3 separate regions of the Mus musculus genome follow, and all the other regions are linked to region 3. Evidence: chromatin loops called from intact Hi-C (ENCODE). Cell type or tissue: gastrocnemius. All regions are shown on one strand. Each heading gives the region's core, and the rest is flanking DNA. Links, peaks and the distances in the headings are about the cores only. Region 1 overlaps Arid1b (AT rich interactive domain 1B (SWI-like)). Region 2 overlaps Arid1b (AT rich interactive domain 1B (SWI-like)). Region 3 overlaps Arid1b (AT rich interactive domain 1B (SWI-like)).

Region 1 (10,549 bases), core at 1,016-9,015, 73 kb before region 3:
ACCTCTGCAACTTCGGGGAAAGCAAGTCTTTAACAGAAATATTTAACAGGTTATAGAAACAGAAATATTTATCATGTTATATAAAATGCTTCTCACAGAAATGTACAACATGGGACTTCTCATCACATTTGCTGCATTTGCTAACAGAAGCATAGTGCTCTGTAACAGCAAGACCAGAACTGCGCAACAGTCTAGACTACATAACGCTCTATACCATGTAACACTCTATATTCTAATCTGCACTGTCAATCTCCATACTATCAAACAACAACAAAGTGTGGCAATGCAGCCTTCAGTGTGACCCCTGCCCCGCCCCCCAGGGACCTCAGATCCAGGAACAACAAACAACTCACTGACAAAAGCCCCACACGCTTAAATCTAAACAGAGCCTGGCTTTCCCGTGTACAGCAGCTGGCAGGGAGAAACAGCCCAGTGGCAAGCCATAGCCCAAGATCTGCACAGCCACCGGGCAGCCAGTTTGGCTGGCACTGTGAAGCATCTCACCTCACTTAGCCTTCCTCATTTCATCTTATAAGAGCAGTCCACTTTGAACTGTGCAAACAATTCCGCTCTTCTCTCAGGAACTTCCTCATCACGGCCATCATTGAGTCCAGTTACTAACACTCTGTTTAGTTCCCCAGCTCTGACCGTGCAAAGCTCACACACCTCACTATCCGTGCACGCCTACATTCGCTTCCCAAAAGAAACCTTTTCTTTCACAAACTGTGGTTTCTACCACACGGCATACACACGGTCAGTTTAATGAAGGCAAGACAGCCTGATGGGTAGTAAATGGCTATCAGCTACAAGCATTTATCTAGATTTTATTCTGGCTGAACATTCATTATCTAAAACAAACTGTGTAAGTACTAATGGTGCACTAGACAACTGGCCTCAAGTGTTGGTCTCAGGTCAAAACACAAGTAAAAATCCTGTATTAAATTCCTGCAGACTGTGTGTCAGTGTCCTGTTTAGAGTCCCACACCTTGAGGCGGCCCATTTTATAAATGCAGATGCAATAAAACCCGAAGACCCCAACCTGGCCTCAGATATTTTCGGTAAGGGGTTCTCAACTGTACTTAGTAAGGGACTGCAAGGTAGTCTTTTAAGAGAGATAAACTCTAGCACCAAGAGTGGGGCTAGAGAGATGACTTGGCAGTGAGGAGTGTGAACTGCTTATGCAGAAAGCCCAACTTCAGTTCCCGGCACTCACTCGAGGTAGCTTGCAAGGATTTGTAACTCCAGCTCCAAGGAATCGGATGCCTCAGGACTTGGAGGGCACCTACACCTACGCTCAAGTGCACACAGGTGCATAATTAAAGAATAAGTGATTTTTGAAAGAGAGTATTTGGCTATCAGCACAGACAAGCTGTTTTACTTTAAGATGCATGTTTCCCTTCCCAGCATGCAACACAACATGATACTGCAGACCTTCTGGAAAGAGACTAGGACTACAAAGCAGAATGCAGCTGAGCTTTGTGAAGTAGTCAAAGTTTCATCAAAAAGACAAGAAAGAGATGAGGGATATCAAGTCACAAACAGAGGCAAAATGTAGAGGTCAAGGGTCCCTTATAAGGTGATGTCAGAGTCCAGGACAGCAGGGTGGTGCTCTGCCACACAGAAGAGGTTCTTGCATGAGTTGTCACACTAGAACAAGTTACCAGCAGCCTGTCCCTGTATTTTTAATCTACAAAACTACACAGGGTTCCATAGTGCAGGCCTGAGGCTGGGAGACAGGTGGAACTAAGGAACCCGGACCCCCAGAGGCATCCAGAGACCCAGAACCCAGGCTCTCCTTTCAGTAGAGAAGGCGCCTCAGATCAAAGTCCTGAACATACCAAGTGGCAGACAATTCATTGTGTGCCACAGCTCTAAAGCGCAAGCAGACCACAAAGACACAGACCACACCAAATCACAGCATCTGCATCCCATATCCTCCCATGCTCCATCGCATATCCTCCCACCGCATATCCTCCCATGCTCCATCGCATATCCTCCCATGCTCAGCCTCATTGTCCCTTAGCTCTGGGCCCTGCCGGTGGTCATAGGTCACTAACTCTCACAGTGATTTTTATAGAAATCCTAACGTCTCCTCCACATGTTTAGAATGTAGTAGAGACTAGCATTAGTTCATCTCCCTTTGGCCTACTTTGATTTCACAAAGCATCAATATCCTACGTCGAAGGATTCCTTCCTGTACACTGTAGTGACAGCGGAGCCCACTCAATGGCAGTGCAGTCTTTAAGCTACAATTAGCTTCGTATGGAAATCAAAATTTGTGCATGACCTGGCCTCCTGGCACATTTCAATGTTTCCCATCTTCTGTTCAACACCACTAAATGCTGAAATTTGAATATATACAGAAAAAAAATTAACTGAATTCTAAGGACTTGTTGTTGTTATTGTTCTTACTACTAGTACTATAAAATCTCTTTTGGAAGAAACAATCAAACCTGAAAATTTAACATTTTTCATTGGTCTGTACATCATGTACGTGGAATTCAATGCAGTATTCATACGCAGACTTTCTGTCAGACCACTGTCTGCTTTTAATATAACAAACAAAAGTGTATTAATATTTTGTTTGATTTGTGCTTGACCCACAGAGCCCATACCCAATAGCACCATCCTATGAAAGACACTTTTCAAGGTACCAGGGTAAAGGGAAAGGCAAGCTCCCTGCTCCCAGTTAAAGCTTCCAAGTCGGTAAGAACAGCCTGCCCAACATGGCACACACAGGCTCAGCCTACATGGTGTCTTGGGAAGAATGGTGGGTGAGAGGAAGAAGAGGAGAGAAAGGCTTCATGCACAGGCCTGGAGCCAGGAGGCCTGCCAGCTCAGGCTGCATGAGGCAATCCCTGGTAAAAGCTGCATGTGACCATCGGGTGACATCAGTGTCCCCAGGCTGAAGCGCGAGGGGATAAAGCAGCTTTATCCCTCAGCACTGTGCTTAAACCTCATGCCTCTCTCTGCCCTAGTCGGACCTGAAGGAGGGAAATGACTGATGAATGTCTACCAAGTCACTAAACAATACAGACTGAAAATCAATGCCTAAAACTGAGCAGTGAGAATTGAAAAAGGATGACAAGGAAGATGGGGAGACAGGATGTGATGATGTACCAAACACCAGGTCCCAGCGGCTTGCTTTAACATATTTAACATTCATGCTCTGCTCAACAAAAAGGACACAGATCTGAGGGGCCAAGGCTGAAGTCCAGAGTCTACCCCAGCACTCCTTCCTACCACCACACACTTCAGGATCACAGACATCAGAAAATCACGGTGGACATCCAGAGGGTTGTTTACTCAGTCTCAGTACCTTCTAAAACTAAGGACAGAGAAAAAAGGGGAACCTTGTTATTATGGTTATAACATTCAAAAGCACTGTGCGAGACTGCTTTCCACCCTGCCCGCGACAGAGGTAAACAGAACCCTCTGTGGCGTTTGCTGGGGGGTTGCTCCGTGTGTTCCCTTAGCAAGCCCTTCTCTAATCCGCCACCTATGGCCTGTCTGGCACCGGGCTAGCTAGGTATTGCAAAGAACAAGACATGAAAATAAGCTATGGTATTCCTGACCTGCAAAATGTCACCACCTTTGTACACAATAAACACGAAGCCAGGAAAGTTATTAGATTCAGCCCTGCTGGTACATCTCTGTTAGCAAGTCGTCTTTCTTCTTGCAGATTATCAAAAGGGTAGAGGGCTCACTTACTTTCTAGTCATCAAATTTATTGAGATAAACTATAAAGGCATTTCTAGTGTATTAGAAACCCAAAGGTTCCACATATTAAAATACAAGAATGGAAATCTCAACTATAAAACATAAAGAAAATTGCCAGTCAGGGGAAGGAGAATCATTACTAAGGATGGCTACAAGAGAATGAGATTTAGTAAAACCTACTATTTCTGATTTGCTCCAGAGTCCAACATAATACTTTAAAAAATTAGCATACAGATTATGTTCAAACACAGCACAATTCTTATACACCTATCCATGTGATGTATGCCCCATGTTAAATATGATTTTCAAGGGCTTTCTATTTTCCTGGCAGATTGAGAATTCATGTTCCATGGATTCTAAAATACCACACAGATTGATCTTTGACAAGACTTAGTTCAAACAAGCTCTTATAAATAAAGCTAGAAAGCACAAGAAAAATGTAAGCTATCGAGATCAAAGACAGAGACTGAGCTTTACCTCAGTTAATTAATGTGCTACTATATCTGCTACCCCAAGCCCTAGAGTAAGGGTATATTCAGGTATGCTCAGCCTCTGGAGCCAGGGTGCTTTGCATTCCGCGTTAGGCTGGGTCTGCCATACACAGCCATCTCACAGGAAGCTGTGCCCGAACCCTGCCTCAGCCCTCAAGCCCAAAGTAGGGCTCTGAGCTTCGCAGCACTACAAAAGGGCACTGCTGGCACAAGCAGGAAGGATGGTGTTCTCCAAAATGCACAAAGCTCTCCCCAGATTTGTCTGCTGTCACATGAGAGAATGGGGTCCAGGCCAGTAGGGGCATTCTAGCCACCAGCTGTCCTTCTTCAAGGACACCATAATCCAGGAGTTAGATCTAGAATTGCCTAGGTAGACGAGAGCAAGCATGGGTAACACTCCCACAGGGATGGTGACCCTCTGGGAACGACGGGCATGGGCATCCTTATCCATGGCTGGCCCTGCTCCAGCCTCACAGCTTACTGCACCATTCACAACAGAGCTAGTAATAGTCATAGCTGTCAGTTGTTATGTTTTATAACAAGAAACACGGAAATGTTATAGAAGTGATATTCTTAAAATATTTTCAACAGGTGTCTAAAGTTGCTAAATGAGACTCTACAACTTTCTCAGAACTAATTTTTCCCACAAGATAATGTCACATTTATTTTTGTTTTGTTTCTAAGACTCTCTATTAAGGAATCCATTTTAAAGTTCACTTTTGACAAATGTATCTCTTCATATCCTATCTGTCATTAATTCTTGGTGGACTTCTGCTCACATACCGTCAAGTCTGATATTAGTGAGAAAAGCAGAGTAGACACGGTCCCCATGTCCAGCCAACCCCTCAGACAGCCAGATCAATATGAACTATAGAGGCCCTTAGCTCACTGTTTTCAGTAAATTAGGTTTATTTGGATTACTGACCTACAAACTCATTAAGGATGGAATTCTGCCAATATTTATAAGGCAAATATAGTAAATTACACTGAGCACTTTAATGTACATAAATGTACAAATTAATCTAAAAAAGAAAGAAAAAAAAACCATAATTATTCCTCCCTTCTGACAGGCAGAGCCTGAAGCAACAAAAGAAGAGTGGCCCTCTTCCTGAGCAAGGCCTGCGAATGTCGGGCAACATTTGGGGCTTGTTGTTTGTTTGTGTTTTGTTTTATTTCTTGGTTGTACAGGAAGTATCATTAAGGAAATTTTCTAAAGTTACTATGAGAATATGGCCTTTGACACAAAGTTGCAAGTCTTTAAACTCATTTTTAAAACATACAAATATTTCCTACAATGAATGTCAATTTAAAAGAAATGAGCATCCTGAATGGAAACAGATATTTTAAGGAAGACTTTTCAATGAGTAATTTTTACAAGCTATGACTTCCTTAAAAATGTGTATCACCATGATTGCTATTCTGAGACTGACACCTTTTTAGAACAATGTAGCTGAATTCTTTAAAATCTTCCTATTCCACACTGATATAATAGAAAATACCACAAGAATCATTAAAACTATAACCAAAATTCATCTTTAAATCTTTTCTTTTAATCTCCTCATACCCCTCAGAGACACAGTCCTATGTAGCTCAAGCAGCCCTGGAACACTATGTAGCCCAGGATGGCCTCAAACTCACAGAGATGCACCTATCTCTCTGGCTTCTGAGTGCTGGGATGAAAGGTGTGTGACACTAAGCCCAGCTTTTTAAATATCTAAAGAGCTATCATATATAGTTCTGGGTGGCTTTGTACAAAAATAACTAATTCACTATTAAGTTTTGTCTTAAGTATCCCTCCACAATGCTTACACTGGCAATCTACCCCTCGTGGCCACAGTGAGGTGGCAGGAGCTCACCCTTTGGGGAGTAATTAGATAGTCAGCTTTAAGGAGAGACCTTTTACATGAGACTTCAGACCCAGGTGGCCCCCTGTCTTCCAGGTGCACATGCAGAAAGCAGGGGCCACGCATCAGGAAACAGGTCCTGGCAGCACATTGGTCTTGGACTACCACATTGAAAGAATAAATGTCTGTGGGTTACCAGCCGCTCCATCTGCAATGATTTCCACATACAAACAAAGTGGAAAAAAGATCACATGTCTTTCTGATCATGACCCTACTTGGGTACTACTCAAGTACTTTCTGATGCAGCTGGTTAGGAAATCACACATTCCAGTGTCACATCTAGGCCACCCTTCCACAGCAAACAATGTGCATGCACGTGTACTATCAAGATGAGGGCAGGACACCCCCATCCTGCTCAGCCCAGTTTGCATCCATGTAAAGGGGCTCCCAGCACACACTCCTGCCCTTAGCAGGTAAACCTTCTAGCCAACACCAACCACCAGCTGTACCTCCGAGCCCACCAGGGCACCCGGCCTGGCCCTCTGCCCTCCACAAGCACCTCTTGCACAGACTTTGTCCAGTGAGATAACTGCCTGCCTGTGCTGCTTTCCAGGAGCTCCAGCAATGTCCCGGACAACAGTGTCAACTGTGGACATCTGGGGAGGAAGGGGAAGGAGGGTTCCCCAGAGGATGCTCCAGCACACACTCCAGAAAGTCCACAGCTACAGAAGCAGTTACAGGAGGAGTACAGGGCTGATGGATGACGGTATGAAGGACAGTCTGCCCAACACACCCTTTGTCAGGAGCCAAAAGTGTGGTAAGTGCTGAGAGCAAGGGAAGGAAAGGAATGTGCCAATGGACCACTTACACACACACACACACACACACACACACACACACACGGGGGGGGGAGGGGGTGGAGAGGGAGGGGAAGGGGGAGGGCGAGGGAGACCCACATATTGTTAATGGGAAATATCTCTGAAACAAACAGCATTATAACAACTCTTTTTTAAAAAAAAAAAAAGATTCATTTATTTATTATATGTAAGTACACTGTAGCTGTCTTCAGACACTCTAGAAGAGGGCGTCAGATCTCATTACGGTTGGTTGTGATCCACCATATGGTTGCTGGGATTTGAACTCAGGACCTTCCAAAGAGCAGTAGGTGCTCTTAACTGGTGAGCCACCTCTCCAGCCCATAACAACTCTTATTATGCTGTGTGAGATGTGTTGTGTAGGTCAGTGACATTACAGGACAGACTGTGATCACAAGTAATTTTAAGATGTCTGCACAGAGAGTGAAGTATATTAAGTCATATTTAAATGAAGTAACTTCCAAGACACAAAAGAGACCGCATTTTCAATTTATGTGAACAATCAAAGCCACTGGTGGGGGGGGGGGGGGGGGGAGGCAAAAAACAACAACAACAAAAAACAGAATATACATGACTCTTTGAGGCTGTTGATTATATTTAATGTCTGTAAAAATTCTGTTTATTGGACAGATTGTCACCCACAATTGTGTACATATTCACAGAAGTTAAAAAAGTCTGTACGGAGCAGGAGAAAACCCCAAGCAGACCTGAAGGTACAGAAGAAGCCAAACTTCTACCTTTCTGACTTCCACATTTATAACCTACAGAGACATCTGCAGGAAGGTAGCAGGTTCAAGCTCACATCTAGAGTCATTCCCTCCTAAACAAAATGGCAATACTGCTTGCTTCTGGTTGCCCGCTCTGTCTGCTCTTCTAACAAACTCCTGAGTACAGGAACAACTGCAGCAAAATGTGGAAGCCATAAACAGACGGACAGACAGTGACTACCTGAGCTGCTTACATGCAGTGGACCAGAAAGGCTGGCAGGGCACAGGAATTTGATGGCCCTGGATACAGGCAAGGGCAGAGCGGCAGCTGGCGGGCACAGATGCGAGGGGCTGCGAAAGGGATCTACAGCCTAAACATGGGAGGAAGAAGCAACGACCAAGAAGATCCTCTCCCATGAAGTTCAGCTTGTCCTCCCTCATCCTGGAAGAAGCCAGTCTTACTCCTGTAAGATGGCTAAGCGGAGGCCCCAGAAGCACTGCTGGAACCCACCAGCAGCAGCAGCTGGATGCTAAGATCCTCTCTGTTAAGAGCATGCCAGCATCCTCTGCCTGGGTTAACACCAGGCCAAACCAACAGAACAGATAGATATAAATGCAAACTTAGGAGGGACCAACTTCCATCCCCTCTCCACACAATCGGCAACCAATGCCCAGCAACCCAATCTCTCCTCAGAAACTCAGACAACCTGAGATTTCTTGGTAGTTTAAGAAAGTACCTAACATAAAATAGAATTTAAAAAACAAAACAAAACAAAAAAAAAAAACCTAAAAAGAGACATAATAGAAGAAAATGAAACTGTGTAAAACAGAGCACAGTCAATTATGTTTCAGAGAAAAATGGTTTTCTGAAATAAGAACAGGATTGTATTAAAACAAACAAAACAACAAAGAAATTAAGGATAAGAAAGGGAAGGTTTGAGGAGATGAAAAAGAGCTTTTGTAAATTAAATATATAATGCTGGAACTGGGAGTCATCTACAAAGGGTAACCAAGAGGGAAAAAAAAAAAAAAAAAAAAAGAAAAACAGAAGAGAAATAGCCCTAAGCCCCAAACCAGAAGCAACAGCTACACAGCAGGCTGAGGCTGAGGGGTGCTGGTGCTCACTAGGGCCCCACGGAGCACACTGAGTCGACATCCTAACAAGAACAGTAAGGGAAGAGACTACAAAACATGGAATAATGAAGGGTAGAGATAACGTTGGAGATGAAAGAGTCCCAGGGTGTTTGTGTGACTCAGAGTCAGGGTGCATGGCCAAAGAAGCGGCCAGGCTGAGATGGAGCTCAAGGACACCAGGAAGTCAGAAGCTACACCATTGTGGGGGTGGGGAGGCACAGAGAAATAGCAAAGTTTAGGAGCAAAACCAGAAATGGCTTCAGATCCCAGGACAACATAAGTGGTTAAGATGGTGTCTTAGTCAGGGTTTCTATTCCTGCACAAACATCATGACCAAGAAGCAAGTTGGGGAGGAAAGGGTTTATTCAGCTTACACTTCCACATTGCTGTTCATCACCAAGGAAGTCAGGACTGGAACTCAAGCAGGTCAGGAAGCAGGAGCTGATGCAGAGGCCATAGAGGGATGTTCTTTACTGGCTTGCTTCTTCTGGCTTGCTCAGCCTGCTCTCTTACAGAACCAAGACTACCAGCCCAGAGATGGCACCACCCACAAGGGGCCTTTCCCCCTTGATCACTAATTGAGAAAATGCCTTACAGTTGGATCTCATGGAGGCATTTCCTCAACTGAAGCTCCTTTCTCTGTGATAACTCCAGCTGTGTCAAGTTGATACAAAACTAGCCAGTAGAGATGGTGAGGACCACTTCCGAATGCTGGCATGGTGGTACACACCTTTAATGCCAGCCCTTGGGTGGCAGAGACAAATCTAATCCTGCTACAAAGCATGTTCCAGGTCAGCAGTGGCTAGATAGTGAATTCCTGTATCTAAAAATGTAATCATATGTGTGTGTATGTAGGTGTGCATCAATTGGCTTCAGAATAACGTGTGTATAAATGTGCACATATATGTAAGTATATGCACATATATGTACACACATGTATACACACACATGTTCATGGAATGTGACTTCCAAAATTCTCTTCTCAGTCATTCTGTAATTTGCATATGAAGGTAAAATAAAGATAATTCTCCAACACGCAAGACCTTGGATTTACTTCTCTGTTCCATTTCTGAGGGACCCACTAGAAGATGGTCCTAAGGACACAGAACAGCTACAAAGGACCCAGCCCAGTTCAAGAGATGACAGCAAATGTCAATCCAAGGATAAGCCACAAAGAGCAAGAAGAGAGACCTGTGGAACATAAATGACAGCTGACCCAGCAGACCCAAAGTACAGCACAGCACACTGTAGGGCAGTACACTCTGCAAAGGGAATGCAGGCCAGCCACTCTCTGCTGAAAACCAAAGACAATGTGGGTAAGCTAATAATAATAAGCTATTGCTTGTTTCTGCTTCTTTTACCCAGTCTGAACATCGGAAACACAGCCGCGGTCAATTCCAACTTAGCATCAGTGTGTGCGGAGAGAACCAGAAGAGCAAGGCCTCAAGTGGAAAGCAATGCTAAGCGGCTTTCACCCAGAGGGAAAAGCAAGACACAGCATGTAAGCTGAAGGTAACAGAACAAGGTGTACCTCAAAGATGGAAGACTTACCAGAAGACTCAGCGAGAGGTTGAAAGGGCTCGTACAGGGGAGGGGCCAAAGGAGGGAGGACAGTGATTACGATCTCTGATGGCCACAGCTCATGTCCTGCTTAGGGTTTCTTTAGCTGAGATGAAACACTGACAAAAAAGCAAGTTGGGGAGCAAAAGGTTTATTTGGCCTTCGGCATTGCTGTTCATCAATCACTAAAGGAAGTCAGGACAGGAACTCACAAAGGG
Region 2 (10,549 bases), core at 1,790-9,789, 130 kb before region 3:
ACACCAGGGGATGCTGGGAGTAAAACCAAAAGTAAACAGGAAGGAACCTCAATAGCATGACACAGACTTCTTGCTTCTTCCTTGCTCCCAGGAGAAAATGCAAATAGTTTCTTCCACCATGGTTTTCTCAGACAGAGTAGGAGTGACTAAGGGTCTGCATGTTTGTTCAGAGGACTTGCAAAACCACCCCCATGACTGCTAAACTGAATGCTTATGACTGTTTCACAGGAGCTGGGCCCACGTCCTCCTGCACTGAGCTTGGAAGGACACCTGCCTGCCGCCCCCCCCCCCCCGCCCCGCCCCGGCTTTTCTTACAACCACCAATCACAGATGTGTAAGTTGTGAGCTTCTTAAAAACACTGCAAATGAGTAAGGCTGCCCAGCAGTAACACAGCTGATCAAGATCTCAGAGTTGAAAACTCACCAAGTTCTGGACAAGTGTGGTTGTGGAAATTCAGGAGACTCTTGCTGGAGTTAATGTCATCCTGAAAAGTTTTATATATATGATTTTCTTCTACTTGAAGTTAGGAACAAGATAATGAAGGTAGGCCACAAACAAAGACAGATCAATTATTATATTACTGTCTGCAGGAATAAACACAATGTAGCGTGAACTCACTTTCTGCTGACTAGTTATAAGCCTAAGAGTTAGTTTCTTATAGAAGCAGGAACGGCAGAGTCACCCCTTTCATGGACCTGAGAGGCAGCCCAAGCTTCCTACCCAGGAGAAGGAGAGACAGTTTCACATCAGGGCTGCTGTCCTTTGTCCCTGCTGGCTCCTTGGCAGGCACCCAGACCCTCTCTTTACAGGGTCAAGAGCTGTGACTAAAGTCTACCTGGAGGCCCAAGCTGCTTCCCCTGACCTCTCCTGGGGTGGAGACAGAGGAGTCAGGCCAGCAAGTCCCTCCTCAGGAAGTGCTGGACAGACAGACAGACAGACAGGCCTCCTGTTCTCAGAAGCTCACACCTGACAGTGAGCCCGAGTCTAGAGGTTCATGAGAGACTGAATTCACATCTCACCAGTGGGTGACATGCACCAGACGGTGGCCGCAAGTCACCAGAACAGGGCCAGCACCCAAAGTCCCAGCCATCACATTCCCCCCCAATTTCATAACTAATGGAAAAGCCAATTTCTCCCATGAAAACACAAACCCGAAGTTTCAAATGACAAAGGAAAACGTCACCTGCACACCTATCTCAAAAGAAAAAGATTATAAAACTACTTGCAATTTAGCTATGTTATTAAGTTTTATATTGAGTTTTTATTCTGCTACATGCTTATGATTAAGGGAACTATTTTAAAAGTTTCCATGAAATATAAAAATGGGCTCAATAAACCACTCCTTTGAACACAATTGCTAGATTTATAATTTTGACAGTTAAACAAGTCAATCGAGTTCTAGAAAACCCTTCAACTGTCCATCACGTGGGCGGGACTTCAACTGTCCATCACGTGGGCGGGACTTCAACTGTCCATCACGTGGGCGGGACTTAAGGCCTCACTCAGGACCCTGTCCACTCACGTGGGCCGGAAGGTCTCATTCAAGACCCCTATAAGCTTCCAAATAATATGGGATCACGGCTCTTACTGCACAGAACAGGCCTCTATTTCCATATCAGTTTCATTATTTTCTCAGGATCATTTTATGTTTCTTTATAGAACATTTCCTTCTACAAAATCATAGAAGGTGAAGTTCCCTAAGATATAACGAATTTTGCCTTTATATTAAAAATTATATAACCTTGAATTTCTCTCTTTACCATGGTAGCTGGGACGCAGCCTTAAACTGGACCTCCATTTGCGGTCACATCATTATCCGGGCTCGTTTGTTTTTCCATCCTACCCCACCCCCAACAAATTGTAATGTCTTAGAACAGCTTTTCTTTACATAGGAATGTGTGACTTTAGGTCAACTCAAGTCCTTCCAGAAGCACAGCCTGAATACAAACCTCACAGGAGACCCGGTCCTTTGTCACAGCAAGCTTCTTGCCATTAAAGGTGCCCACTGATCCATACAAAATAAACACATTTCTTTCTAATTCTCAAGCAAAAAGCAGTAACGGACAGCTGCAAGAAAATTCACCCAAGCCGCTTTCATACACTTCCATAGAGAAAAAGACTTTGAGCATTAGGTTAGAGCGTCGGATCGCACTTTGTATTAAATACAGCATCTGGAGGGTGAAATGTCTTTATGGTACCTTTCACATCCGACTGTTGTATGTACCTTAGGTCTTTAGCTGAACAGAAAAGCAGAGCTGAGCTGCCCAGGACACCAAGGACACCAGAGGCTGCCACTAAAAATGAGAACAGGGGTTTGTCCACTTCAAAGACAGTCATGTTCATTTCCTCTGTAATCTTCCCCAGATCTTCATGGGGTCTCTGTGTTAAACACTGATAACTGAAACTGAGGGAACAGCAGAGAACCCGGAGGAGGAACCGTAAGGTGTGAGTGCCATGGATACCCCAAAGTGATGGCTTTACCTATCATCATCCAAACAGCTGGGATGAAGAGTCAGAGACCGCATACATGGGGTTACCATTTAATATTGCTATTAACAGATATCCTTCCTCCCCTCTCTCCAAGTGTATTTGCACACGTATATATGTGCACAGGGGAACATACATACCTGCGAGCACACACATGCGTGATTTTTTTAATTTTAGAGATGAGTGTGGGGATTACAGTCCTTTGTCACCTGGCAACACAAGCAGTTTCAATTAAGGGGTAGCACTGGGTGCCTAGCTTGAAAGTGCATGCAAGCCTGAGGGGCCATCTCAGGCTTCCTCCAGATCTGCTGTCTAGAGCTTTCTGTAGAAGCCAGAAGGGTGAACTCAAGTCACAACTGCTGCTCTGTCACCAACTCCCATCTGAAGACCACACTGGGCACGGGGATGAGCAGGACACTTTGGAATGCCACCTGCCTGGCCTACGTCTGCAACTCCTCAGATCTAGTTTATGACGTGAACCCTAAAGGGTTTGGCCTCTTTATCAGTTGCTCCCGATCAAACATGACTTTGGCTTTGGTAGTCCAACAAGGAAGGAAGAGGAAGTCCAAGTCTGTGGGAATTTTTATTTTATCATAAAATCTCCAGCTACATTCGTCTCATCTTTCCTTCTGTGTGAACAAGCCTCACTGAAATGAGGAGTCGCAGCAGGCTCCATACTGCAGAACTCACACAGCCATGCACAAGGGGCTTGGCGTCAGGGACCAGGGCTGAGGCAGCAGGCTCACAGTGCACCTGCCCGCCTCGGCAGAGGCACTCCTGCTTCAAAGGCCTGGTGAGCCACGGACCCCAGGCTCCGAGTGCAAAGCGGGGTGGGGGTGGGGTGGGGGCGCATAGACTGACGTGTTTTAGTGAGGATCTGTATGTGTTGTGCCGCACACACATGTAAAGGGTTGAAGATGAAGTCTCTAGGCCATAAAGTTACTGAACGTACTTGCATGAATGATGAATGTTTTGTCAACCTTAACTATGTTTGGTCAAGTTGGTCTTGAACTCCTGAGTTCAAACAACCCTGCTGTGGAATCCACGGTAGCTAGACCTACAGATGGCATCACCAAGGTCAGCTTGAACACACAGTTAAAAATCATTAACCCCAAACTGACCATAATGTATCAAAGATGGGTAGGAATTTAATAGCCTGTCTTTATGTTTAAAAAGTCAACCAAGTAACAATAATCAAGATATCTGAAGAAGTCTGCCAAGAGAGCTGGTGCTCCTGTAGCTCACAGGAAGACGAGGAGCTCAACCCAAAGGGCGTGTGCCGTGTCCTCCCTAGAGCCAGCATGGGCACAGGAGTGTCACAGCACTGTCCAAAGAGAGCTTAAGGCAGAACATCCCTGCAGCCTTGCTTAGACTGCTAAACAGTGGAAACTTCGATAAAACAGCAAAATCGCGAGGCTAAAGGAGAATTCTAGAACTGTATGTAGATATTAGTTAGCAATAAAGAATATTAAGTACCCCTGTTGACTGCTTACAATGGAAGATGTTATAGTTAAAAAAAAAAAAAAAAAAAAAAACGAAATTTAACCAAGGCACAGTGGCACATGGCTACACCTCTCAGCAGCAGAGAGGCTGAGGCAGGCAGTTCTCTGAGTTTAAGTGGTCCTGGACTTCACAATGAGACCAGACCCTGTCTCAAAATAATATACTAGTGACACTCATAAGAAACTACTGAAATAATTAAAACTTTAATTTATTTCTTTTGTTATTTTTACATCTAATACACCCATTTAGGCATAAGAAGTAATCATTAATTGTTAAATGTAATTTAATTTCTGAGAGTGAGTCTGTACCCTATTTGAAGATGTCAACATACAGGGATGCTAAGAAAAGCCTAAGGGGCAAGGGGAGTTACTCAAAAAATATTTGGGCAAAATAGTTGCACTTCAAAGGGAGCTCACCCCATTGTGAGTGTGAAGCCGGCAGGGCAGCACGTGGTAACCTGTGAAGCCTGGAGCTGGGCGGAGCTGCCAGAGATGGGCAGCGGACTGAAGTGAGGCTACTGCGTCGGCCAGCCGACCACGGGCCACTTTCTATTTCCACATCTGGGAATTTGAGCTCAAAGCAGACAAAATCTGAATCAAATTAAATACATAAAATGCACACATGTAAACTGGTTAATATTAATCCTGTTTTGCTTTGTTAATTATCTTTGGAGACTATAATGTGTTCCGGGTTTAGCTCATAAAACAGCATTTAAAACAGCATAAAACAAAAACAAAAACAAAAACCAACCAACCAAAAAAAAAGTCCACTAAACCCAAACCAGTGCATGTCTAAAGCAAAGGCCCCTGTTCCCCTGGGGAACAACAGGCAGAGGCTTGGTGTAGAATGAAGACACCGGTGGGGGCTGGGGTGGAGAGCTCTCCCCCCTCCTGAGTCCGGATGGAGCGCTAACCTTGGACCTTGTACAACGGGGTGAGAAACTGCTCCGCTGTGGAGCTGTATCCCTGGCCAGGAAGAGCAAGGACATCTGCAGCGTTGAGAAGAATCTCTTCAGGCACCATGTCCTTTGCAGGACTTTAAATGTACAACTGAATTCACGCTGCTCAACGGGGTAGCCTTTTCTACAGACTAAAAGAGAACATCTTCTGAAAATTTCATGCTAAAAAAAAAATCAAGTTCTCTGTCACTTGAACCCTCCATAAGGAAAAAAGACAATTATATTCTAGGTCCACAAATGCATACATCGAAAAATATATTCATTCAGGGAAGAGGAATTTGAAGCAAATTAAACTAAGAAATATTCTTCCAAAATAGGCAAAAATCAGTCAATCAGTCAAAAGTATATCAAATTGAGTAATGCAAAGGAATCTATGTCCACTGGAGAATAAAATTGCTGTCATTCATCTTTCTTTCTTCCTTCCTTCCTTCCTTTCTTCCTTTCTTCCTTTCTTCCTTTCTTTCTTTCTTTCTTTCTTTCTTTCTTTCTTTCTTTCTTTCTTTCGTTTTTTGAGACAGGGTTTCTCTGTGTAGCCCTGGCTGTCCTGGAACTCACTCTGTAGACCAGGCTGGCCTCGAACTCAGAAATCCACCTGCCTCTGCCTCCCGAGTGCTGGGATTAAAGGCGTGTGCCAGTGTGCCACCACGCCTGGGATCACATTTCTTAAAAACACACACTGTGCCATCCTAGAAGCAAAGTCAGTGAGACAGCCCACGAAGACACCTAACAGCTAACGGCTTTACTATTACTCTGTGGGGAGGGCCATGCTGTCCAGCCACAGAAACCCTGAGAGCCCTGGGAGGCATCTTTCCAGCTCATGGCCCCTCCCAGGGCAGTGACTCTTCTTTTATTAGCAGTGCATGCAATTCTTTGACTGAAGCGCCCGCTCCCAAGTAAGCCTGTTGAAAACAGTCCTCAGAAGGTGCTGGGTTACTACCTGACGGCAGCCTTACTCCAGAGCAGCCAACTACAAAAGCTCAACCCGACCCCCAGTGCTGAGCAGGGGCTGGCACTGCTCCTAGGCAGGCAACAGCAGCAGTGGGGAAATAAAGACTAGGAAAGACCCTGTCCGCATCACAGCATTAGGGACACTGAAGAGTGCACAGAGATGGAGGGTGGGGTAGCAGGAAGCTGTTACCTTCCCTTGGTGGACTGTGACTCACTCTGTCTGGCCTACTTTACAGTGGATGCTCACCATGTCATGGCGCAACGCATGCCAGAAAGCAAAAATTAGTAAAGATAAGCAGAAAGACTGGTAACACACTCACTGTACTTCCCAAATCAAAATCTAAAATCTTTGTAGAAACAAAGTATTTATTTGGTAACTTTAACAGCACATGTAATAAACTTGGCAACATTAGAAAGGAGTGAAGAGTTCAGAGAACACAGACTGTCTTGCTTCACAAGGCTGGCTGCCCTTTTGCCCAGTGCAGGGAGACATTCTTGGCCTACACACACGCACATGCACACCCACACGAGCGCACACGACTTGAGTCCTGCAGCCTGCTCCTGAACCGCTTTCCACCCTGCACTGTATAGCAGGCCTGCGGAGACGGTGACCGACAGGTGTTCTTGCTTCTCTTCTTTCTCCTGGACTTGCCTTTCCCCTAGACGTCCTGTACTCCTGCCCAAGAAAGACTACCACACGAATCACATAAGCAGGGCACAGCGGGAGCCTCTGAGCTGCTACATGTCTCTGGTAATAAAAGGCCAAACAAGGTCTAGGCTCTTTGGTGGCCAAAGTTCCTAAATAAAGCCCATGTTTCCCTTCACAAAAATATAAAGGGCACCAGGATGGAGGATGAGGGGCAGTAGGAGCCACACAGAGGGCCTCCTGCAGACTCACCTCACGCACCTGACGCTCTGCTCTGTAAGGAGGGAAGAGAGTTCAGCTCTATTGCTCTTTCTTAAATACTAACAGAAAAGGCCTACAGTGACCATGAAGGAGATCAAGGGTGTTTTGAGGCAACTCAGTCTACAGAAGTCATTTTCCAGAGAGGAGAAGCAATCACCCTGAGGCAGCATGGCTTAGCTACTCAAGAGCAGAGCTGGGCTGAGGCCACGAAACACTGGCACAAGCAGGTCCCCTGACAGAGCGTGCCTTCCATACGAGTCATGGCAAGTTGGTCGTTTCTGTAAGGAAGAGAAGGTGAAAGATGCACGCTACTTCCAAGCGAGCACTTTCTAAATCTCAGAAAGCAAACAGTCCAGTGGTCAACATTTGTGTCCTAAAGCCATTTTATATAACACCAACACAACAGTAGCTACCTTATAACAAATGATTGCCAAAATTACTCATTTAGAATCAGAGCCAGGTGGTGAAGGCACAGGCCTTTAATCATTGAACTCAAGCGGCAGAGGCAGGAGGATCTCTGCGCTTGAGGCCAGACTGGTCTACAGATTGAGTTCCTGGACAGCCGGGGCTACACAGAAAAACCCTGCCTTGAAAAAAATTAATTAACTAATTAATATCAGAAATAATATTCACACATGCATTGAACTACCATATGTGTAAGCACATACACACTGGCTAGTGCCAATGGACACTCCTGGGGTCTTGGAAACAAGCGACTAGATCTCCACAGCACAGCCTGAAACTGGGCGAAACCAGCTGTGGCACCAGCTGGCAACATTACCTGCAAGCTTCGCTCTTTAACAGGATGGATGCATTAGAAAGACAAGCAGTTGAGGAGGCTTAGCCACCTTTTTGCGGCTTAAAGCTTTTCTCTCTCTTTTATTCCAGGCTTAAACAAAGTTCAGTGGGGCATCCAACTGCCTGTTTTAAATTACAGACTGTATTTTAAAATAGAATGCATGCGCAGCGTGCACCCGAAGCTAGGGGTGGGAGTGTTATTCATGGAAAATTGAAGGCTTGTTGAGTCAATAATCTTCTTTCACACAGTAACAATTTTCAGCTAAAATTTCTTGACCCAAACAAAGGAAAACAAGACCATTCAGTTATTTTACAACAATTTAGAGAAGGCAAAAAGAAAAAGATGAGGGGGGGGGGGCGCGGAGCACGCTCTAAAGTCATATGCACTGTGGCAAAAGAAAAGAAGATTTTGGTTGGGGGAACCTTCTATTTATTCCAACTCTTAAACTGACAGTTAATATTAAGAATAGTTACTTCTAGATCCAAAAAAACATAAATACTAGTAACCAGTGCACGGATGCTAGTGTGAGTGCCTGCTGGTCACATGTCCCTGTTACAGCAAACAGATGTGTGCCTTCTCATCACCTGCAAAGTGACAATCTGTAAAGTGAGAGCCATTTCCCAGTAAAGTAGGATAATACGAAGCCAAGCACCCTTGCTGTCCCACTGGACAACATCACCCGGCCTGGAGGCAGGGCGAGGGTGTGGCACTCGCCCTGTGGGTACCACGGCCAAAACCAAGACAGCAGGAAAGGGTGTGATAGGTCCTGAGAATCACAGATCCTCATACAAGGAAGGAAAATAACCACTGTAATGTGTCCTGAGGCTCTGCATACCTGCTCAAGTTCAGGCTCTGGGCACATGCTCAGAACACAGAGACCTGCCTGCCACCTCATCTTCAGGCTGGTTGATGGCTCAAGTTCCTGCTCTGCCTCCTCTGCCTCCCATCCCCAACTCACCCGCCGGTCAGAGAAGATGTCAGGCACAGTGGCTTAGGGCTGTGGGGGTGACTCTGGGACATGCCTGCATCCTGGACAGCTAGGTCAAGCCACAGAAAGGCTCCAGGGCCCCACCCAGGTCAGCAGAGAGCCGTAAGCAGAGTAGATCTTGTGCGCAGATGTTTCTATTAATCAGGAGTGTATGCATTTATCATCCCTTACTTAATGAGCTTCATTTATCAACTATAGATCATCACTATCCTTCTATTATCAAAACCAATATCCTGCAAATCAGTTATGTCCCAGCCCTTCGAAGCCTCTGGCTTGGCCAGTCTATTTTTACAGCATTCCCATAGTCCTCCGTTAACTTTTCAAGAACTAATTGACAGCCCTACAGAATGGGCTGAAATTCATTTCCCCCACATGTTAAACGGAAATCTTCAGAATGTTAGATGAGAAAGTTTGCAGAAAGTAAACTTAGTTAGAAATCTGTTTTTAAAATTGAAACAAGTTTTTGAAAGTCAATGAGCTGTCCCTAAGCAAATGCCTTGGCTACACCGAGTTTGAACCTCCCTACTTTGGGGAAGTGAATTTAGGTAACAGACAGCAGAGTGAGCACAAGGCTCTGGGTGCTTTCCCAAACTAACCAAGTAAATAAAGTTAAAGGTAAAGAAATTTCCATTTATTTTACCAGACTGAAGAAGTCAGTCAGGAAACACTGGGTGCACAAGCATTTTAGTGCTTTAAAAGCAGGCTACAGTTCTTTTAAAATATTCCCTTATTCAAGCTTTCCATTGTATTTAGGCTTTTCTTTTCATGGAAGAAGTCTAAACTGTTCAAGTCTTAACTGAATTTTCATTTACAGAATCCATATTTAAGTGGGATGCTGTTTTGGAAGAAAGGAGACAAACACTTGCCGCCTTGCTCAGCTCTATCTTCTCGCTCTGACATGACCAACAGGGCCATGGGGACCCCAGGAAGGACAGTCATGGTGTCTCTTCCTGCTCTCCCGGTCTGAGGGAATGCGATGTCTGGGTGGCACATTAGCCTCTCCAGTAAGAACATTACATTGTAAAACACAAAAAGCCATGTGTCCCTTTTCCAGTTTCCCAGGACATCAAAACTATGTTCATATCTTTAGTTTGAAATTGGCCCAATGATGGCTAATTTCTGCAAAAGTTACAATGGCAGAGGAACCACCCACAGGGCACACTGCCTAGGGGACCCCACCTACCCTGGGGAGCCCCCACCCTGTACAGTGCCTCCCCTGGAACTCTGTAACCCTGCTGACAGTGTAAGGCTACTGACACTTAGGAACACTAAGCAAACTGCTAACAAGAAGTAACCATGCCTGAACTCTCAGAGCTATGTGAAGACACATAAGATTTCTCTTTCATTAACTTGTAATTTTTTAAAGCATTTAAAATGATTTGAGAAGGATCAATCAATGTAAGACAGCTACACTCTTAACCTTTTCATGACAACCATTTAAATCAAGTTCAAGCTACAAACAAAAAACTTTCCAAAGAGTTCACCCAGCAGCCATTCGTCTGGTAGACTTAAATTCTGCAGAAACCTGCCAACAGGTTGAGATAGGCTTAGGGCTGCGCTGAAAACTAGGAAATCAGGACCCAGCTAAGTGACTGCTTCTCTGTGTTCCCTCACTGGTTTCCAATCATCAAAGGAACCATAGTATTAAATTCATGGATTTTAACTGCACTGCACCATTAGCCTAACAGCAATGTTCTCGTTTTCAAAACGCACAGCCCCTAATAACAGCTGATGTTATCAAAGACTAAAGTGAACACAGACAAACCAGACTCTTTCCTTAAAGGCAGGACTTTCAGGCTGATACTTTATCCCTAAGGTGTATTTTTGGATAATAACAGGTATTCAGCATTCTCTGTAAGGCATCTACTGTCCGGTTTAAGACCCGCTACTGTAAGAACTATCAGCCTTGAGTACCCCACTCCCTTCAAAAAGGGCAACTCCACAGAGGGACACAGCAC
Region 3 (10,549 bases), core at 940-8,939:
AATCCCTCCTTCCTCCTGCATGCCAACTGCCAGCACCCCACCTCTGTTCACCTCATTCTGGAGGTGTGCCCCTGCTCCCAATCCACAGCGACACACAGAGGCTGGGCACACGTGAGCCCAGCGACCTGGAGACCAGGGCCCCACTGCTCTGAAAGCAGATGTCGTCACAACCACTTTTCTCAGTTTGTAAAAATGATCCCCCCACTCCCTCCCCAGTAGAAAGAAGCAAGTTCTCCTCAGGTCAGAAGGGCAGCTTTTCCTCTCCTTGGTCTACCAGGCCCACAGAGGAGTGAGCCCTTCTGAACCCACTGGGACAGCCAGGCTCTGACCCATGCCATAAAGCAGAGTGTTCATAGGAAGGGCTCTGCCTGAGAGCCACACAAGGCCACTTACAAGCGCCACACCGCCCAGACCCCCGCCTTCCGCCAAGAACTCATTCGAGTGCCACTTCAGATCTATTAATCGCACAATGAGAACTGTGCCTTCTGAATGCTCTACCATGCCAAGCCCATCAAGTACCTCAGCTGCCACCCGTGCAGAGCCGTGACTCCACAGACACTGACTAAGAAGACAGAGAGACACGCTTTCAAACTACTCTTACCTAATAAAAACCCACGGCTCATTAATTGCATTCATCAATATAAAACTCTCCAGTGAGGAAAACCATACGAGCTCACTTCAGACGTGTACAGCACACCTCCCCGAGGTCCAAAACCGTGTATCTTTGAAAGGCTTGCCTGTATGAAATACACATAACCCATATGGTCCACTGTATGAAAGGCATTTTGTTTTAACAACAACAAAAAACAAAACAAAGACAAAAGACAAAAGAAAAGCATTTTGTTTTCAAATATCTATAGGGAAGGAAAAAAAACAAAAAACAAAAATTCAGCAATTATTTCAAAGCCCAGACACAGGCACTTGCCTGTGTGATCCCAGCACTCAGGAAACAGTGGAAAGCCAGTGGATTCTAGACTAGCCAGTCTGTACTGCATGGTGAGATTGTTGTCTCAAATAAATGAATAATAAATAAACAAACAAATGAGAGAGGGCAGGGGAAAGGAAGGGGGGAGAAAAAAGGCAAAAAAAAAAAAAAACCCCACAAAACAACAACAACAACAAAACCTTAATTTGGAAAGGCTATTCAGCATGGATTAGAGATGCCCACAACGGAAAGGGTCCTTTCCACAGGGACACTGAGTGTCTGCATAACACTTCTGCCAGTGCCCACACCGCAGGACCTGGAGAGTCTTCCGTACCAGCGCACCAGCACACGCCTGAGTTATCTGTCCATGCTCCATGTGAGTCCAATCTCCTTGCATTACCTCTGCCCAGGTCAGGGATGAATAGCTGTCAAATTCCCACTGGAATAAAGAAAGCCGCTTTCTTCCTGAGGCGGCAGTTTCAATTCACAGAACACATGGCTAATCTACATATGTGAAGGTCGCGGCACTTCAGTGTGAGGTTAAGAACGGAGGCTCACGTAAGGGGCTGTCTTAAACGTCTTGGCAGGATGCCCAACAAGTAAAATTGTTGAGAAGCGACAGTCAGCCTCTGAAGCAGCCAGGGGAAAATATTTTGGTCACGTGGTGCAGCGCACACTACCTAGAGTGTTTCACATGAACCTTTGACAGTCCTAAAAATGATCACATGTTGGAAACAAATGAAGCTTAGGGCATTGCTGAGTCAGTCACCTGACGTTGGAGTGCACTCTTCATCCAACACCCTTCTATACAGACTTGCTAGACACACAGACAGTCAACGCGCTGACTTCTAGCCGCTCGAATATCTTAACAGCTGAGGACAAACTCTTTGCATCAGTTTTTCAATGAACCATAAAAACCCTCACAAGAGCATGTAGGCTAAAAAGCCATCCTCCTACAAGCTGTCCAAGCACACACATGCTAATAATATTCCTCCTCTGATGCCTCCTTTCTTCTCTTCCTTCAGGAGCTCTATGGCCATATGGGAAATCGCAGGGACTTCACAAGACACACAACTCCTACAGGATCAAAGTCAATACTGCTGTCTGGAGGTGCTCACGGGCCAGGAGCTCCTCACAGAGGAGGGACAGCCTGGCCTCACACTGTGCCCACCAGGTGAAAGGACAGACTGATGGAAGCCCAAGGGCTGTGGACAACTCCCCTCCTGCACTAGGCAAACCCCCACCCCACCCCTTCTGTCTTCTGGATCAGCCAACAGAATCAGAATCTGAGGTCTGGTTCTGCGAGGTTAGGGACCATTTCCAAAGCCAGCAAACTCGTAGGCAGTACAACTACGATTTTAACCTGCCTAATTCATGGCGAAAATTCATTAGAAGCAAAAGATCCAATTTGGAAGTTGTCTACCAAGATTCTTTCTCAACACAACATTTAGAGCTCAGAGTCACTCAATCAACCCTCAACAAACCCAACAAACTATGCAAATTAATGAATTGCCAAGAGTTACTTCCTCAGTAATCAAAGAGCAGCCCTCTATGATAAACAACACACAATTTAACAACCTACAAATATTCTCTGCATATCTATTTGCCTTGCCATCCTACCCCAGTAGCAGCCTTGAAAACTATGGCCCACATTTTACAACTGTTCAATAACTCAGTTTTCCTTTACTTGGCAAAGGAAGAAATATCAGAAAAAAATCTGAGGTGATTTAGATTAGAAATAAGCTTCAAATATTAACCTATTTGTTCTGAAGGAAAAAAACTGATAGACTGTTAAATTAACGACAAGAGAAAGAAACCAAATTCAGTTACGGTCTTTGTTGATGAGAAAACACTGTATTTTGTCACTCTATTAAAAGGTCCCTTTCGTTGACCATGGTACCTAATCAAGTCCACACAAAAAACCCCATAGAAGCCTGGCGTGGTGATGCACACCTTTAATCCCAGCACTCGGGAGACAGAGGCAGGTAGATTTCTGAGTTCGAGGCCAGCCTGGTCTACAGAGTGAGTTCCAGGACAGCCAGGGCTACACAGAGAAACCCTGTCTTTCCCATTCCTTGAACCAGGAAGCACAGACTGAAATGACTTGCCTGGAGTCACACAGACAATAAACATCCCATCCCCAGTGTCCTGCTCTTAACTGGCTCTTGCCCTTGTCTTCAAAGTCTCAGCTGACAGCCAGGAGCGTTCTTGCCCCCTGCCTGCTCTCTCTCTCTCTCTCTCTCACTCACTCACACACTCTCTCACTCACACACACACACACACACACATCTCTCTCTCTGTCACTCACACATACACACACACATATCTCTCTCTCTCTCTCTCTCTCTCTCACACACACACACACACACAAGCATAGAGCAGATCCCTCCCTCAAGCTGAGTGGCTGGCCTCTCACCTTCCCCCAGGGTATCAAGTCCAGAGCAGCTTTCCTTCCTGTTACCCTGAAACCCTGGTTCAGGCTGTCAGTGAGGTGAGGGTAAATGACCAAGTGACCAGATCGAAGGGCACTGCTGAACTTCACTGTTTGTTCCTGAGGGGCCTTACTTTGTAACTTGGGTTGTCCTGGAACTCAATTAGGTAGCTGAGACACATTGAACACATTAGCAGTTGGCATCGTAGGTGCGGGGGTATGCCCAGCTAGCAAGCCATTTCTTAGGAGAATGCATCATACAAATGACAATCAAGACCTGAGAATCCCTTTCTCGTCATCACCATCATATCCAAGATTAGCTCTCAGGTTCCTAAAAGGGTGAGCCCTGACTGAACTGAGACCTGAGAGGGAGCAGCAGGAATCAGGACAGGGTCACTGTAGACACACTACCAACCACCTTTTAAAGGTCTCCTCGGGCAGGACACTCTGCTCCCCAGTACTGTTTGGGGGTACCATACAATGTACTGGGGTGCACTGGGCATCCCCATATTCTATCTCTGGCTCTTGGCTTTGCCCCACCTGGAGCTCCCCCAGTTAGCTTCCACGGCCGTGGTCTTTTGCACAAGAACAGAGAAGCAGTCCAGCCATTCATTCACTTTCATTTCTCCTCTGCAAAGCCCTAGGAGTTTCTAATCCTTCCCCAGGGAAAATCATGGAGCCCGAGCTTTACTGACTCTGTGTGTAAGGCACCAAACAGCACTTAGCACTCATTGGAAAGAAAACTGAGCTTTGGCTGTTCTAGCTTTCTAACTCTCAGCATCAAAACAAAAGGACGGGGGCTGGAGAAATGGCTCAGCGATCAAGAGTGCAAACGCAATGCACTTAATCAAGAGGAACCTGGGTTCAGAGTTGGCACAGACAGGCAACTCACAGTATAAACAGACAGTGTAAGAAAGAGCTGTGTCCCAAGCAAAGGACTGGCAGTACCATGACATGCACTCACGAGGACCTCCCACATCACCAGACATCCCCATCGGGACACCCATGCACTCAGTGTGCTTTGAGTATCTGCACAGCTCTCTGCTTCCACTCAAGCCTGAGAGCTGAAGAGGCAAGGCCATGGTGGACAGCTACTTGGGGCCGACAAAGCAACAATGAAGTGTGGAGCTGGACAGGGATAAATACCACCTAACTGATGGGGCAGCCTCGTCCTCGACCGTACCCTGAAGCAAGGCAGAGAACGCTCACTCGGGAAAGCAGGGAGGCAGAGTTAAGGGCATACACCCTGGGGTCTGTCAGAAAGGCTACACTGAACTGAAGGCCTTCAGCAACCAGCCTGCCAGCAACATTCCCAAAAACGGAAAAGCAAATTCCTTTCAGGATAGAGAAAACAAGTACCCACGCCTGACAACTAGGACCCCTAGCCACGGCCCTGCTGGACCCCTAGCCATGGCCCTGCTGGACCCCTGACCATGGCCCTGCTGGACCCCTAGCCATGGCCCTGCTGGACCCCTAGCCATGGCCCTGCTGGACCCCTAGCCATGGCCCTGCTAGACTCCCAGTCACAGCCTGCTAGACTCCATCAGGAGAGAGTGTCTCATTATGGTCACCCTTCCTTTAACCCTAAACCATCCCAGAACTAAAGAGAACACGTGTGCCAGTCCCTGAATCCGCTTCCTCAGAAAACTACCTACTTGGCAAGACTTTCTACCTCCACTTCCAAGGTTACCCATAGCTCACTAAGGCAAAGTGAATTTATTATTTAAAATTACATATAAACAGCAAAAAGAAAATCTATGGATTCTTAATTCAGTTGGTAATGCTTCAAAACTTAGATATCAACTCCTAGATCAATGTTGGGATTCCCAATCATTTCTGAAGAGTAAATGAACTTCTGAGACACCCACAACAGAAAGCCAGAAACCCACATTGAGAATATGGAACTGTCTCCGCTAATCACTGCACCTGGCTTTCTGAGGTTTATTTCAGGACCTGGAGCAGTGGCTGCCGTACTGCTCAGCCAGCGTGCATTATCTAAACAGTTCCCAGAAATACCCAGCCAGCTAAGGCGCTTCCCCAATAGACTTGTTCCCTGTTTCCAAAAGTCTGCGTGAGGCAGAAAGCTGAGAAAAAGAAGAGACCATTCTGTATAATGATTCGATTTTCCAGTTTGGGTTTTTATCCTCTGTAACGGAGCAACATTTTGCACTGGCGCAAAGCCAGTGACTGACTAGAAGGACCGGGAGATGGCATCATCTGCCACAGCACAGCAACCTGCAATTCCTTGCATTGTCACAATCCACTCCTCCCAGGTCCCATCCCCGGCCCCCCCAAATCAGGCCACTACTCTGCAAAACCATACAGTTGCCATTCACACCGCTAAAATGAGCCAGTTCTAAGCCCAAGGCCCCAAACACTCATGGTCCAGGTATCAGGGCAGGCCCTGGCAGCATCAGCATCACCCAAAAGGGAGCAATAGGGGCCCTACACAACTGCCTGTGTCTACGCAGCACTGGCTAAAATGTGGGTGTTCTATAAATAACTTGCTGCTAGGAGGGTGTCTGGGGCAGCCACATACCTCATAGCACACATAAATGCTAATGTTCGCATCTATGTTGCTGCTTCCCAACACAGTGGAAGGATCTGATATTGTCTATCCATAACTCAAGAGCTAACTACATTACAAGATCAGCAGTGTTAAAATATATAAACATGTGTGTGCCACACCTCTCTGTCACACACACACATATACACAAACCTACTTGTCCATAGGAAAGGATCTAACCACATGGCCAAAATATATCATATACAAAAAGAGAAGTAAATAAATCTTTAAAAAGAGCGAGAGGTTGAGAGAGAGAGAGTAATCATGACAGCTTATTTCCACATCCAATCATACAACACCCCAGGTTTCTCCCTTATGATACCATGGCCAATGATGACATGATCACACATCTCCAGAAAAAACCAAATCCACAATCTCAACGTTACAAAAGAAGTCAACCGATTAATAAGATTAAAAAGAAAAACATCACAGGTGCCCGAGTGGAACCTGAGGAAGGCTTTTTACTAATAAACTATGACATGGCATTTTTGAAAAAAGCCTAATTATAACATGCAGTGAGAGGCAGCAAGGTCAAAGTTTGACACAAAGCAGAGAAAAAGCAACTCCTCTTTGCTATTTACAAAGGAGAAGAGCCTGAAGAGAAGCCAGCATGAATGAGATACCCCCTAGTGCTACCCAACCATGCCTACAAACCGTTAAGCAGCAAGTTCTATACTGTCGATGCCTCACCAGTGTAAGAAGATGCACATCTAAACACTTGTCATTTTCTAGCAATCTATTCCAAAAAAGAAAAGGTGTGGTCCTGTTATCCAGGATTTTCTAGATTTCATCAAACTCGACTCCCTTCCAGAATAGCTTAATAAGAGAGAACTTTTGCCTGGCTCTCACGTTCGTATTTCCTCAAGGCCAGAATGCTGAGAGAGCACCCTAAAGGTCAGCACAGGCTGCCCCTTGTCCACTGACAGGTCACTCCAGAGTCTGCTGCCTTTAACAATGGACACCATTGTCTGCCGTGGATGCTCAGCCTGGCCTGGAAGTAAACATCACTGTAAGAAACAATTTCGTTTCCCCATTAGTTATCTGTCATGCTAGCAGTAGCCTCCTAACATACTTGGCACTCACCCATACGGAGCTGACTTTGGAAACAACGTGCTGGGTCCTACTTACAGTTAAGTCAACTTCAAGAAAGAGTTGGCTTAAAATTGTTCCGAATGAGTAGAGTTCTTGCCCAGCACACACAAAGCCCTGGGTTCAATCCCAGGGACACACAAAATCTACTATACTAGCAGCCGATACTGGCAACCCTGGCACACAGGGGGATGAGTCAGAAGTTCAAGGTCATCGTCTGCTACATAGCAAGTTCCAGGCCAGCCTGGGAACATCCAACTGCCTCTAAATTTAAGATAATAAGAATAATAATAACAAACCTTCAAAAGTAAAGTACATTTGGTGAAACCTTACTGAAGCCGTGCGTAATTACACTCCAGTAAATTCACTTGGTGTAAACGGTGAGCCATGACAGTAAATGTATATCAATAACATATTTGTTCAAATGGAAGCACAGGTAATCTGAACAGATTCCTAAGGACACTCAGGTAGTAACTAATGATACCTGAATCTGTTTCTACTCATTGAGCTTCTAAGAGAAAAAAGAAAAAAAAAAAAAAGCCACTGAAGTACATCAAGGTTTCCGACGCGTGTTAATTATTCAGTCACCTAATTAAACCAAAAAGGGTCAGTTAGTCTTATGCAAATAGCCTCCAAACCGGGCCTAACTGTACTGCGAAATATTCTGCATCTGTGATCCATAAACACCTTGGTGTGTGCAGCTCTGCACAGTGCTCCTCCCCCACACCACAGGGAACAAGGGCTGAGCCTTGGGATTCCTCAGCCTCAAGCACGCATCCACAGCTCCAAGCATGCATACAGCAATTGTGCACACACAGCATTCACACATACAAAGTAATGAGCGCACACACAGCAAGCTTGTACATACAACAAACCTGCATGCACAGCGAGCTTGCATCCACAGCTCCAAGGGTGCATCCACAGCAAGCACGTAGCATGCTTTTCCCGGGCCACAGAGAACCACAGAAGCCTCTTGGAAAAGAGCACTCCTCTGAAAAGGCACACACAGGCCACAATGCCCCAGTTCCAAAACTTCCTATGGCCCCTTAAGTAAAAATAGTTCTGCTATAGTGCCATAAAAATTTCAAAACATCTATTTTGTAAATGTAAATATTACACAAAAAATTAATGGGATTCTTATTAATATTCATTTTCAGCTTTCCATAAATCTGTTGTTTTAAGTAACACACAGCAGTTCTATCAAACATAAATATCACATTTACAAAATCAAAGTGGCATGAGTCACAAAATAAGGCTCAGAACACAGGGCTCCAGGACCTGGGCAGCAACAAGCAACAGCTGGACACAGCAATAGCAAAAAAAAAAAAAAAAAACCAGCAATAGGCCAATAGGCCAATAGGCCACCTCCCTAAACCTGCCGAGACCCAAGTGCATCTGCGCTGCTCCCAGAACAAGCTGGGAAATTTCATAGACCCAGTAAAATTTTAAGTCACCGCTGCTGGGAAAATACAGGGTTAAATAATAGAAAGGATCCTGTTCTAGGTTTGCCGATGGTGACAGTAACATTGGTGTGCAGCCTAGGGAATCGATGCCGCTGCCCTATCAGAAGTCACCTTTGCACATACACCAGCCCAAGTTATAAAGGAATATATGCTCCCTTAATAAGAGAAACAGAACTGAAAACACCACCCCCGTTACACTGATTTCTTTATAAGGTGACTGTGTGCTGTGCGGTAAGATTACTAAACCTTCCCGCAGCTAGTCCTGTATTTTTCAAATTAGTTCTCAGAGCAGAATTACTGGTATTCTCGGAGCACACTGAAGACGTTGCTCTCTCGGCTTCAGTGAGGAAGCAGGATATTGGTTAGAGTGCATTGGTTAATGTGTCCAAGCGTGCTCTGGGTTATACCCATATCCAGGACACATTTCTCACACGATGCGATGCGGACAAAAATACAGTGACCAAAAGCCTGGCCAAAAATGCATCCTTAACTACAGACAGACAAAACCAAAAGGAAAACAGGAGAAAGGTTATTTCCAGTTAGAATAAAGGGAAGAGCATATGCCAGGAATAAATCTGACTTAATATTAATGTGAGTTTAATTTTCTACTCGCTGTCTTAAAACTATTATAAAAATAGTCAAAATTAAGTAATAGAAAAAAATCAAGGTACCTAACATAACTGATTTTGAGTTACAAATATTTTCATCCCATACAACAGAACACACAAACACACACACATCCTACATTTTTTATATGGGGGGGGGGTGTTTTTATTTCTTAAATAATAGGCCTTTTTGTATGAGCCATGGCTACTAAATTCACCCAACCAGATAACAGTCATCTATACCTAGGCAAATATACAAATGTAGGCCATCGTGGCATCTTGATAAGATCTGAAGTACCAAGCAACCTAAGGTTTGTGGAAGAGGGGATGGACTGACCTTATAAGACACTATATCTTAGCTTCATTTTAAGAAATAAGGAAGAATCCTGGGGCTTCCTGCCTTGTAACCCTAAACTAGCTTACACTTTACTATATCTATAAACTAAAAATAAAATAACATACACAGAATTCAAGACAAATGTATACTTACTAAAAGTTTACATATGTGAGCAGTCCTTAGGACTCCTTTTGAGACTGGCTCTATCTAAATACTTACATTTAAAAAAAAAATCATAAACTGGCTTATTTCAATCTTTAAAAGACCTCTTTCAACAACAGGCAGGTTTTATTCCCAGTAACAAAAAAATAAAAAATAATAAAAAAAAATTGCCATCCAACACAAACCATTTGCCTAAAATCAAAAATGAAACTAAATGTATTAAAAGCCAAAAACAGATTTATTTTTCCATTATTTAATATGACTTTGTAATTTATGACCTATAGCCTGGCATAACTTAATAATGTGGACAAGTGGCTACCTAACACAGCTATCATAACAAATACTAAATAATACTGTCCTTCCAAAAGCAAAACAAAAGGAAAAAAAATAAAAGTATGAAAAGAAACAATCTACATGTTACCGGTAAGGTAACTAAGAAATCTGTGAATTGAGGTCATATGTCTGCCCTTTTTTTCTCTGAGATAAAAAAAGCTATTCCCAAGGGCCACCGAGGCTATAATGGATACACTCTCATTCCAAGAAAACAAAAAATACTTACAATGATTGGTACCATTAAGAAATAACCCTCTAAAGTAACAAGAACCTACAACTGCTTCTAGCTTCCTCCCTTTATAGCTTACAAAGATGAGAAGTTTTAATTATTACATGGACTTCTCTTTCTGTGGGTCGAAGACAAAAATTGAAACCCCAAGTTTTCCATCTAGAACAGGGAAATGTTTTTTATCAAAGTAGAACTCCGTGAGCCATGTAGACTTGGAAGCAGCAGATATCAGGTGCCAAGTCAACCAGGTCTCTCCTCAAGTCCACAGTTAATTAATTGTAAAGCACACCTCCTTAAAACAAATGAGCTAAATTAAAAACAAATGAACAAACAAACAAACCACTGCTACTCCCTTCTAATAGATCAGAAAACATCACAGCATTAAGATGTGAATAGAAGAAAAATTATT

The links. A loop is a pair of places that touch in the nucleus more often than their neighbours do. Peaks named below come from ENCODE experiments on the same cell type or tissue, not always from the same donor. Only the 100,000 strongest peaks of a DNase experiment are listed, where the experiment ranks them.
Region 1: a loop joins it to region 3, with 2.6 times the contacts of the local background. A loop is called at or near these places in 4 of 42 quality-filtered maps.
Region 2: it touches region 3 in a loop (3-fold over the local background); 3 of 42 quality-filtered maps call a loop at or near these places.

What each region holds. Positions count from the first base shown.
Region 1 is chr17:5,071,096-5,081,644 of GRCm38, reverse strand. All of the region lies in intron 2 of Arid1b (AT rich interactive domain 1B (SWI-like)), which reads right to left. Among named protein-coding and RNA genes, the nearest start is that of Arid1b, 81 kb to the right of the region's middle. In gastrocnemius, for the core only: no CTCF peak of the experiment used is centred there; a DNase peak (open chromatin) is centred at 4,619; H3K27ac peaks cover 754 bases.
Region 2 is chr17:5,128,387-5,138,935 of GRCm38, reverse strand. The region is part of intron 4 of Arid1b (AT rich interactive domain 1B (SWI-like)); the gene reads right to left. Among named protein-coding and RNA genes, the nearest start is that of Gm34854, 91 kb to the left of the region's middle. In gastrocnemius, for the core only: no CTCF peak of the experiment used is centred there; no DNase peak of the experiment used is centred there; H3K4me3 peaks cover 223 bases; H3K27ac peaks cover 4,485 bases.
Region 3 is chr17:4,998,330-5,008,878 of GRCm38, reverse strand. All of the region lies in intron 1 of Arid1b (AT rich interactive domain 1B (SWI-like)), which reads right to left. Among named protein-coding and RNA genes, the nearest start is that of Arid1b, 8.5 kb to the right of the region's middle. In gastrocnemius, for the core only: no CTCF peak of the experiment used is centred there; DNase peaks (open chromatin) are centred at 1,508 and 5,565; H3K4me3 peaks cover 2,415 bases; H3K27ac peaks cover 5,662 bases.